2 separate regions of the Mus musculus genome follow, and region 1 is linked to region 2. Evidence: chromatin loops called from intact Hi-C (ENCODE). Cell type or tissue: left cerebral cortex. All regions are shown on one strand. Each heading gives the region's core, and the rest is flanking DNA. Links, peaks and the distances in the headings are about the cores only.

What was found. Hi-C counts contacts between places; a loop is a spot of excess contacts. Peaks named below come from ENCODE experiments on the same cell type or tissue, not always from the same donor. Only the 100,000 strongest peaks of a DNase experiment are listed, where the experiment ranks them.
Region 1: a loop joins it to region 2, with 2.1 times the contacts of the local background. A loop is called at or near these places in 1 of 42 quality-filtered maps.

The regions. Positions count from the first base shown.
Region 1 is chr1:75,387,411-75,392,771 of GRCm38, forward strand. Speg (SPEG complex locus) reads left to right here. Exons shown (of 41, transcript NM_007463.4): 4 at 388-1,694; 5 at 3,569-3,712; 6 at 4,352-4,534. Among named protein-coding and RNA genes, the nearest start is that of Speg, 15 kb to the left of the region's middle. In left cerebral cortex, for the core only: CTCF peaks have their summits at 1,286 (motif pointing left) and 3,190 (motif pointing right); DNase peaks (open chromatin) are centred at 798, 1,186, 1,756 and 2,237; H3K4me3 peaks cover 2,298 bases; H3K27ac peaks cover 1,877 bases.
Region 2 is chr1:75,474,494-75,479,854 of GRCm38, forward strand. It overlaps Chpf (chondroitin polymerizing factor), which reads right to left and starts at 4,978. Exons shown (of 4, transcript NM_001001566.3): 1 at 4,299-4,978; 2 at 2,752-3,325; 3 at 2,067-2,246; 4 at 76-1,733. The coding sequence starts at 4,612. The coding sequence ends at 477. It overlaps Tmem198 (transmembrane protein 198), which reads left to right and starts at 5,039. Exons shown (of 5, transcript NM_177056.4): 1 at 5,039-5,361. In left cerebral cortex, for the core only: CTCF peaks have their summits at 2,892 and 3,140 (motif pointing right); DNase peaks (open chromatin) are centred at 2,211, 2,890, 3,062, 3,639 and 2 more places; H3K4me3 peaks cover 2,507 bases; H3K27ac peaks cover 1,204 bases.

The DNA of each region.
Region 1 (5,361 bases), core at 274-5,273, 87 kb before region 2:
TGAGAGGAGCCCCTCCCTATCCAGCCCTTGTGTTTTCCCTTGCCATCTCATCTCTGGGTCCTCCTCAGTGCCATTCCTTTCTCTCCCTCAAGCTCAATTCTTGCTGTGTCCCAGCTTCCAGGGCTGGGGGGAGGGGGCTGGCTAGAACCCTTGGGGCTGAGCCTGTATTGGACCCAGCCAATAGCCCAGTCTTCTGGTGCATGAGCCGCTGGCCTCTCCCCAGCACCTGCTCTGGCTGTGCCCTCGAGGGGGTGGGGCAGGAAAATCTGGCCCTTGTCACCCCAAGCCTGCCCAGCATGCACCACTGCTCAATCCCTCTCACAAGCTAGGGGGTCTAGGAGGGAAGGCCCTCTGAGTCCTCCACCCCTCTCGGCCTTGGTTCTGCAGCAGCATTCCTCCGAGTGGATTGCACAGAGAGGAGCCTGACCTTCAGCCTCAGCCAGCCAGTGATGCCCTTCGTCCACGCCCTGCCCTTCCACCTCCCTCCAAATCCGCTTTGCTTCCCCCACCATCTCCTCGGGTGGGAAAGAGGGCTCTGCCAGGACCTAGTACCCAGCCCCCAGCTACTCCCACTTCGCCCCATCGGCGTGCTCAGGAGCCCTCGCTGCCTGAGGACATCACCACCACGGAAGAGAAGCGAGGGAAAAAGCCCAAGTCATCCGGGCCGTCGCTGGCGGGCACAGTGGAGTCCCGGCCCCAGACGCCACTGAGCGAGGCTTCGGGTCGCCTGTCAGCATTGGGCCGCTCGCCCCGGCTGGTGCGCGCGGGGTCCCGCATCCTGGACAAGCTACAGTTCTTCGAAGAGCGGCGACGCAGCCTGGAGCGCAGCGACTCGCCGCCAGCGCCCCTGCGGCCCTGGGTGCCCCTGCGCAAGGCTCGCTCGCTGGAGCAGCCGAAGTCCGAGGGCGGTGCGGCGTGGGGCACACCCGAGGCCTCGCAGGAGGAGCTGCGGTCACCTCGGGGCAGTGTGGCAGAGCGGCGTCGCCTGTTCCAGCAAAAGGCGGCCTCGTTGGATGAACGCACGCGACAACGCAGTGCAACCTCGGACCTCGAACTCCGCTTCGCCCAGGAGCTGGGTCGCATCCGCCGATCTACGTCGCGGGAGGAGCTGGTGCGTTCGCACGAGTCCCTGCGTGCCACGCTGCAGCGCGCCCCATCCCCTCGGGAGCCCGGCGAGCCCCCACTCTTCTCCCGGCCTTCCACACCCAAGACCTCACGGGCTGTGAGCCCGGCTGCCACCCAGCCGCCGCCTCCTAGTGGTGCGGGCAAATCTGGGGACGAGCCTGGGAGGCCCCGAAGCAGAGGGCCGGTGGGCAGGACTGAACCGGGGGAAGGCCCGCAGCAGGAGATCAAGCGTCGGGACCAATTCCCGCTAACCAGGAGCAGAGCCATCCAGGAGTGCAGGAGCCCTGTGCCGCCCTACACCGCGGATCCCCCGGAGAGCAGGACAAAAGCCCCCTCCGGTCGCAAGCGGGAACCCCCTGCTCAAGCGGTGCGCTTTCTGCCCTGGGCCACTCCGGGAGTGGAGGACTCTGTTCTGCCCCAAACCTTGGAGAAGAATAGAGCGGGACCCGAGGCTGAGAAGAGGCTTCGCAGAGGACCTGAGGAGGATGGCCCCTGGGGGCCCTGGGACCGCAGAGGGACCCGCAGCCAAGGCAAAGGTCGCCGTGCTCGGCCTACTTCCCCCGAGCTCGGTAAGAGCACTGAGATGGCTGAGAATGTCCCCCAACGCCGGTTGAGAGAGCTCAGGGAACAGCGGTTTTGCGGCTTCTAGCTTTGATACAGGCAGGGATTGGAGTAAAAGTACCATGTTAGGATCTGCTACTGGTGAGGTGCAGTGTGAGTGCTCAGTGGGGCAGAGATGTGAGCAAAGCCCGGGTGTCTGCTGGAGGGCCTCCCTGGTCCAGTGGACTGTTAGGCAGTGGGGCCAAGGACCATCAGCTGGAGGAGGCACTGGCTGGAACCTAGGCGTTCTCATGCCCCGCCCCCCAATCCATTTGTGGGGACAGGCAGTCTAAAATTCTTGAAAACCCGGAAGCTTCCCTAACCCTTTACTCTGTCGCCCCCCAGGCCCCGTTTCCTTACCCCTTTGTGGCCACACTGAGCCTCCCCTGTCCCCCATCCTTGCATCCTGCCTCACTGATTCCTATGGTTGATGAGCAACATCACAGGCAGAATGCTTCTGTCCCTAAGTCCCTGCTGCTTTCCCCAGTGTGTCCCAGGTCCTGCCTGTACCTGCATTATTGCACTTAACCGCCTTGGTAATTTGCTCCATCAAAATTATTTTTCATTTGTGTGTCAGCACCTCAGAATCGTTAGACATGTATAGGTTCCCTCCATCGTACATACCACCATTACTGTGTTCCCACAACAGTGGCCCAGATGTTGTGTCAAATAGACCCATAGAGATGTTACCTCCTCTCTGTCTGCTTACCAGCTGTACAAAGCACTGAATGCTACCCTGCCGTCTTCCCCATAACAAAGCTGAGACTCAGAGAGACGGTCTCATTTGTTGAGGGTGATATAGTTAAGAAGGCAGCCACCCTGGGGTCTTCGCAGCCCTTGCTGCTGCCCTACTTTGTCCTTTATCTAGCTGACAGAATGTTAGAGGTAGAAAATACCGGGAAAGGAGCTGGAGAGAGGGAGAGCTCAGTGGGAAGGCATTTGTCCGGGATGCACGAAGCTCTGAGCTCAACCTCCAGCACACATTCAAAAGATATCTAGTGAGACCCACAACAGTGTGGTCTTTATCTCTCTGTAGTATCCTACAAGCAGGCACCATGTCTTATTTCCTGATGAACTCCTGGTTCTCTGTGCTCAGTGAAGATAGTGTTACTATCTGCTGATGGGACAGAATCAAAGCTGAGTTTCCTAAGACTGGCTGATCTCTCTACCACTGCCTCTTTGGGCAATCTGGTGGCCTTACAGGTTTGAATATCTCCCCAGCCCCACCCGCCACATTTCCCTGTGAACCTAGGATTGCTGTTAGGTCTTAGGTGGCTAGTAGTTTGTTCTCTGCCCATTGGTGCTTAGGTAGTCTCGTGGCCCCTAGAGTGCTTTCTTTTTTCTTTTCTTTTTCTTTTTTAAAGATTTATTTATTTATTATATGTAAGTACACTGTAGCTGTCTTCAGACACTCCAGAAGAGGGCGCCAGATCTTGTTAGGGATGGTTGTGAGCCACCATGTGGTTGCTGGGAATTGAACTCAGGACCTTCAGAAGAGCAGTCGGGTGCTCTTACCCGCTGAGCCATCTCACCAGCCCTAGAGTGCTTTCAAAGATCTTCCAGGACATTCATGTGAAGACACCCACTCCACGTACCAGTGCCCTCCTGTGCCAGCAGTAATTGGGAAGGAAGTATGGTCTCTGCCACCCTGTTCTGATTAAGAACATTTGCTTCCTTCAGACCCTGTCTTCCAGAAACTTCTCATGCTGGGTTTTGGTTTTCTAGGATTCTGTACTGTCAACATCCCCTCTCCCCACAAATGTCCCCCCAATGACACTACAACAATGACCCTTCAAGTCTCATGTCCCCTTACCCTCTCTCCCTCTGCTCCTGTATCTGGCAGAGTCCTCAGACGACTCCTATGTGTCCGCTGGGGAAGAGCCCCTGGAGGCACCCGTGTTTGAGATCCCTCTGCAGAATATGGTGGTGGCGCCAGGAGCTGACGTGCTACTTAAGTGTATCATCACCGCCAACCCCCCACCCCAAGGTGAGCTACAGGGAGGGCTGGAGGCTGGCGGGTTGTGGTGGCAAGCATGTGGTGTGGGGACAGGATAGGTCTCCTGGAATCCTCTTGTGGGGAAGGGGAGAATTGTCCGTCCATGGGGCTGCTCTGGCTCTGGTGTATTCTGGAAGATTGTCCCCTACCTCCCCAGCTCAGAAGTGTGGTGGCCGAGCTTCTGGAGTGAGGGCAGGTTCCTCAAAATTCCCCCAAGGGAAGATGACTGAAGATGTACTTTGTTGGCAGGGTGCTTGCCTAGCATACACAAGGTTCTGAGTTTGCCCTACAGTACTGCGTGATACGGTGGAGCATCCTTGATACCAGCTACACAGTGAGCCTGGGCTACATAAAACCCTGTCTCACTTAAAAAATTATTTTAAAAAAGTATTGAAGCCAGGCAGTGGTGGTGCACACCTTTAATCCCAGAACTTGGGAGGCAGAGGCAGGCAGATTTCTGAGTTCGAGGCCAGCCTGGTCTACAGAGCGAGTTCCAGGACAGTCAGAACTACACAGAGAAACACTGTCTTGAAAGAATAAGCTATGTTCCTGTGGAGTGGGGGTAAGGATGAGAGCTCCCAGAAGTCCCTTTGTGGCCATAGCAAGCTGGTTCTTCCTCCTTCCCCACAGTGTCCTGGAAAAAGGATGGGTCCATGTTGCACAGCGAGGGTCGTCTTCTCATCCGGGCTGAAGGTGAACGGCACACACTGCTGCTCAGAGAGGCCCAGGCTGCCGATGCTGGGAGCTACACAGCCACTGCCACCAACGAACTGGGCCAAGCTACCTGTGCTTCTTCACTGGCTGTGAGACCTGGTAGGGAGCCTTCTGGAGTAGGTCCTGGTTGGGGTGGGCTGTGGATTCTTCCTGGTCAATGTGAAAGTATGGGTTCCGAGTCTTGGCTTCCCAGTGTGCACAATCTTCCTTTGTTCTGGGTCCGACTCTCGGGAGGAAGCAGTTTGAGTGATCCTAGTCTCAGGACAGGGGTACGCTCATCCAGAAAAATCCATGACATTGGCCAAACTCATCTTTGAACATCCTAAAGAGCAGTGATTCTCTGCCTTCCTGATGTTGCCACCCTTTAATACACCTCATGATGTGATGACGCTGCCGATATTATTTTTGTTGCCACTTCATAACTGTAATTTGCTACTGTGATGAATCATAATGTAAATAGCTGTGCTCTCTGGTGGTCAAACGGGAGCCCTGTAAAAGAGTCATTTAGACCCCAAAGGAGCTGAGACACACAGGTTGAGAACCACTGCTATAATGATCTCTCCGAACAGGGTTTGGTGGAAAGGCCAATTGTCTTTGAGTCTATGAGAAAAACAATGATTCATTTCAAAGGATTTAAGAGGCACCAAGAGCTTCTGAGATCCATTTCTTCCCAGAACAAGAAGAAAATAGAAAGTAACAAAGAATCCAAGTGCCCCCACCGTACAGAGGCAGCAGAGAGAATACACTCAGTGTCTCAGTGTCAGCCGTGCTGAGGTTGTCCTGTCTGTTCTTTGCCCTCACTTGGTACCAGACTACTTACTCCTTTGAGTTGCAGCCCAGTGTCTCTCAGGTTCAGGCAGGGCTAGAGCAGAATCTATGAGCATGGCAGTTCTGCTCATTTAGGTGGTTCCGTCTAACAATGTGCT
Region 2 (5,361 bases), core at 54-5,053:
CCAGGGTTCCTCCATCCTTAGGGGTCGGTCCTCCCATGCCTACCTTGCCAACACTAAATTACCAGTTTCCACTCATTATTCTACACTTAACCAGTTTATTAAAGCCAGAGCTTTATCGTGGATCCAGAAGGGAGAAGGCAGTAGATAACGTACCCCTCCTTTCTCAGCTTCACCTCCTCCAACAATCCATCTACAGCCCAGCTCCCAGGACAGGAGCCCAGGAGGCAAGGCTGGCGTCAGGCATAAACAGAGGCCACAGCCTGAATCAGCAGCGTCAAGGGGGCAGGGGGACTGGACAAGAAAGGATGGCTCTAGGGCATCTGTCTCAGGGCTTGTCCTGAGCCCATGGGTCCAACAAAGCAAGAGACAAGGGACCAGTGGGCTGCCCTAGGGACTGAGGCTACAGCCAGCCCTGTCCAGCGAGGCTGGCACGTGGCTCCAGGTTCCTGGGGAAGAGCAGGGACAGGTGCAGGGGCTTAGGTGCTGTTCCCCTGTTCCTGCTCAAAGAGCAGCATGGCAAGCTGGGTGCGGGAGCCAAGGCCCTCAAGTACGCTCTGGCGACAGCGGTGGTAAAGGTCTTCACTGAGCCGTGCACTGCACGGCTGGGCCCGGTAGCGCTGCAGCAAGGCTGGCTCTACTGCTCTCAGCACGTGCAAGTTGGAGAAGCGCAGAAACAACTCGTACACATCCAGGCTCTCCAGCAGCTCCTCCTCCTGCTCCGAGGCCGCCACCAGCCGGCCACGGGCCGCCACATAGTCGGAGTTGTAGAAGCATGCCTCACTGGCAGCCTGGCGATCAAAGTGACCGGTGTCACGGCCCAGCTCTGGTGGCCCAGGGCCCTGAGGTGGAGCCACAGCAGGGTGGAAGGCCTGGAAGTGCATGGGGAAGAAGGCCTGCCAGCCAGAGATGGCATGCATGCGGCAGCGGTTCAGGAAATCAGGTGTGAGTACCGTGTCTGGCCCGGCCAGCAGGAACAGAGTGTCTAGTGGGTGCTTCTTGGACAGCAGATCCATGAGACGCAGTGGAGAGGGCGCTGCTGTCTGCACACTGAGCCAGGGCACCCGGGCACCAGGGAAACGCCGCTCTAGCTCTGCCACGTGGGCCTTGACAGGTGCGAAGACGTCTGAGTGGGCTGCCCGCTGGGCCTGGCGTGGCTCATACAGCAGCAGCAGGGTCAAGGCTGCTGCATCACCAGGTTCCAGGGCTGCAGTGGCAAAGGCTTCTAAGAAGCCAGAAGCCAGGTCTCGTTCCGCTGCAGCCAGCGGCAGTAGCACAGTGAGCCGAGAAGCCTCGGTGACATAGGGTACAGGCAAGATCTCCACTCGGCTCAAGGGCCGAAGGAGCTGCACCCTGCGGGTGAGGGGCCAGCGGCCACCCTGGGGTGTCAGCGCTTCCAGCTGCAGGTCTAGTGTGTACTCCATGCCTCGGGCTGGATCAAAACGCCGGTAGCCGTTCACCAGCTGTTGCTTCTGGAGCTGCAGCGCTGGCTGGTAACGGCGGTTGAGCTCCTCTAAGGCTGTCCCCAGGACGTCAGCCACATCAGCCTGGTCGGCCCCACGCAACGGGCAGCGGGGAGAGCCATCGGCGCAGGAGAACGCGTATTGTTCTGTGAAGTAGTCCCAGCGCAGAACCTCAAAGCGTGAGGCAGGGCGAGACGGTGCTGGGATGCCCACTGGCCAGGCAGAGGCTCTCTCCCCATCAGCAGCCAGTCGGCTGGTATTCTGGATCTCCCACTGGGCAGGGGAAAAAGGGGCCATGAGCAAAGTACGGGGTCACAGAGCCAGTATACAACTAGAGACTCTGTGGGCAGGCAGTGATACTCAGAGAGGACCTGCAGCTTACCGGAAACCCAAGCCCCCCACCCCCCCACGCACGCGCATGCGCGCGCAGTTTCTTCACAGATTAAGACAGTTTAAAAGTTGAAAGGGGGGATTCCTGGAGGTTTCACAAAGGTCAAAGCCCTGGCAGTGGGTTTGCTCTATGACTCTATCACTGACTTTTTATTCCCGGGGTCTCTCAGGACCTGCTCCCCCTAATCCCTTGACTCCCTAAGCCCAGGCCTGTACCTGCAATTCTTGAATCTCCTGGTACGTGCGGTCCAGCTCAGCGCGGGCAAAAGCTTTGTGCAGCTGGTACATGTGCACAGGGTCACGCACGGGATGGGCTGTCAAGGCGCTGCGGAAACGAGGGTCCCCCTCCTGCACAGGCTCCCCGGGGCTCAGTTCCAGGTAGTTGTAGTGCATTCCCTGGGGAGGGAGGAAAGGAAGCATTCAGAATGGGAACAACAACAGAGCTGACTGACCTTCCTCCCTCTCTTAGCTGGTGTCTCATCTTCAAATCCTATAACCAGTTATGGACTTGGAAAGTCAGAGTTCTGTGGATTTGAAGTCTATTTGACCAGCTGATGTTGTACAAGCCTGGTCAGGTCTCTGTGAGCTCATCTGTGAAAGCTGCCTCAGAGGTGTCCAGAGAGCTAAATAAAATAGCTGACACTGAATATATATTGTGTGTAAGGATCTCTTACTTTTCCCTAATCCTTATACGGCCCTGCCTAATAATTGTTTCCATTAGCATGCACGAGGCTGCTGAAGCTCAGATCTAGTAATTTACCTAGAGCCACTGGGATTTAAAAAAAAAAAAAGATAGATTAACAGAGAAAACCCCAACCTCTATCTCCATTACCCCATACCTCTCCTGGGGAAATAAGCAAGCTCTGAGAGGAGACACTAATTGGGAGGCTTATCTTCCTACCTCGTGGTCACCAGTACAGCCCACGCCTGTGGCATCAAGGATGCAGCGGCCCAACCACTCATCCGGGCGAGCACTGACGATGTCGTTGCGGCAGCTTTCCAGGTGGGGGCGCAGTTGCTGTAGCAGTGTGCGAGAGAGCAAGACTCCAAAGCCCCCGTGGCAGTAGCGGCCTGGGGTAGTATCTCCACCGATGAAGTCCTGCGGCCGGCCAAGATAGAGATGGGTTGCTGAAGCAAGGCTGAGGTGGCCAGCTAGGCGGTCCAGTCCATGCGCTTCAGTATAGGTGGCATCAGGCACTAGGAAAAACCAGTCAAAGTCATCGCCGTGTTGCTCCAGCAGGTGGCGCAGCGCCAGGTGCAGGTGTCCGATGGGCCTCTCTTCGCCCAGTGCCACCACCGCCATGCCTGAAGGTGTCCGGCGGCCCCTCGCACCGGTCAGGAACACTACATGCTCCAGTCGGTGTCCCAGAGTTCGGTTTACAGCCACACCCAGTGTAGGCAACGTGGCTTGTGAGGTCAGCACTGCCACCAGAAGCTTCTGCCTGATGCCCAGCTCCGTGCTGATATACCGAGTTCTGGGAAAAGACAGTTAGGAACAAGATAGCACACAGCTTCACTTGTTAGTTCTCCTCTGGACCTGTTTGGCACCCACGAACGGGAGGATAAGACTGTCTCTCCCACGAGACATGATTTAAGTGATATACTGGTCTCACAGAAAGTGTTGCATCTAGGAGACAGCACTTCCAAGGCAGATGCAGGTAAGAGATACACTAGATCTACTTCCAGATTTCACAACCTAGTGGCTGTGTCCCTGAACATGTTACTTAATCGGTGCCATCTGTAAAATGGGACAGATTGCACTTAAACAGTAACATGCTTGGCACACTGTTGCAGATGCTCCCTGCAACATGAATATGCTGTCAGCCCCGCCCCCCCAATATGTCCTATAAATGATGTGTAGAAGCATACGGCATAGTGGTGTAGAGAATGTCTTTTGGAGAGGGGCAAACTAAGGCAGTGACTCACCTTCCTAAGGTAGAAGGTAAGTTGTACAACTGGAATTCACTGTTACTTAGAAGAAATTACTTCAATGCGTGGGCAGAGACATCAATGTGATGAGTACATTCCTCCCTCTCCCATCTCATCCCAAGGTGGCCCTTGAAACCCATCTAGGAATGAAATACAGGTAAATTCCAGTTCCCTCCTTTTTCTTTCCCCCTCTTTATACACTTATCCTCTTTAACACTCATTTTTCTAATCCTAAACAGACCAGTGGGGGGCTAAGAGGGTCTTTGGAGTATAATTGGGTGGAGTCGGTTTAGCTCAGCTCAGATCCGGACGGGATCCAGAAAAAGCTTCAAACTGGCCCTCTGTCTCCCTGCAAGCAGGGTCATAGGAAGTAATCGAGGCCCAAGGACTTCCTGGCCGGCCGGCCCCTTCCTTCCGGAGCCTGACCCGGCCTCTGGCGGCCTCCCTAGCGCGCGCATCCTGGCTGGTGCCTGCGGGGGGGGGGGGGGGGGTGTTAGGGCGGACGGAGTGGATCAGTACCTGACGGCCTTCTTGGTGGCCTGGCCTGGCTGCGCGGGATGGTAGGGCAAGACACGAGGCTCCCAGCTCTCACCGGTGCCTGCGCCGGCCCCGGGCCTCTCGCGCTCGGATCCGGGCTGCACCGAGTTGGGCCGGCGCGCCGCGTTGGTGTTGCCGCGCGGCGGCAGCTCAGAGTCTCCGGGTTGGGGCGGCCCGGGTCCGCAAGGCTCCTCCACCCAGGTGACGCTGAGCAGGCTCAGGGTGAAGCCCAGAGAGATGCCCACGGCCACGGGCCCCGCGGGCCGCAGCACGGACAGCAGCAGCGACGCCCGCATGGCGTCCCGACAGCGGGTCCCCGGCCCCCGCGTAGCCCGAGGCGGCTCCGAGGGGGCGGGACCGAAGAGGGGGCGGATCCGGAGGGCCCAGGCCCAGCAGGCGGGCCCGCTCCCTCCCCGCCGAGCAGAGGTAGGAGCTCAAGCCCGGAATCCCCGGGCGGGTCGGCCGCCCTTAGAGCAGCACTGCGCGCCCGGGCCTCCAAGGCGGCCGCTGTCCGACGTGTCACCGACAGGGCCCCGCCCCCGAGGTGGGGTCTAGCCGTCAGCTAGCGGAGAGGGACGAAGGGGAGGAGGTTAAAGGGGAAGGACCCCCGGAAGTGCCCCCTCCTCAGCGCCGGAGAGGCAGACGCCGGGGGCGGAGTCCCCTGTCTCCCCCCTGCGTGGTTGGTGCGTCCCGGATGACGTCAGAAGCAGCCCGCCCCTGCCAGGATGGTGCACCCTGAGTGACGTCAGGAGCAGAGGCCGGAGCTGTCCATCAGCACCAAAGGCCGCCAGCGGGCTCAGGGCATGGGGCCGCGGCTCCGGGACAGCCCGAGCTCCTGCTCCTTTCCCTTCCCCGAGCCGGGCGCGAGTCTGTGGAGCTGCAGTGCCAGCCGGTGTCGGAGGTGGGGCGACGACGCCGTCGCACAGAGACCCGTCTCTCCGGCCCAGCAGCCCCCTTCGCACGGCAGACTTTGCCCGGACCCCAGTCAGTCAGAGCCTCTGGTGTCCTACAACCCCGGCTCCTCCGGCCCCTGCACACCCTCCTT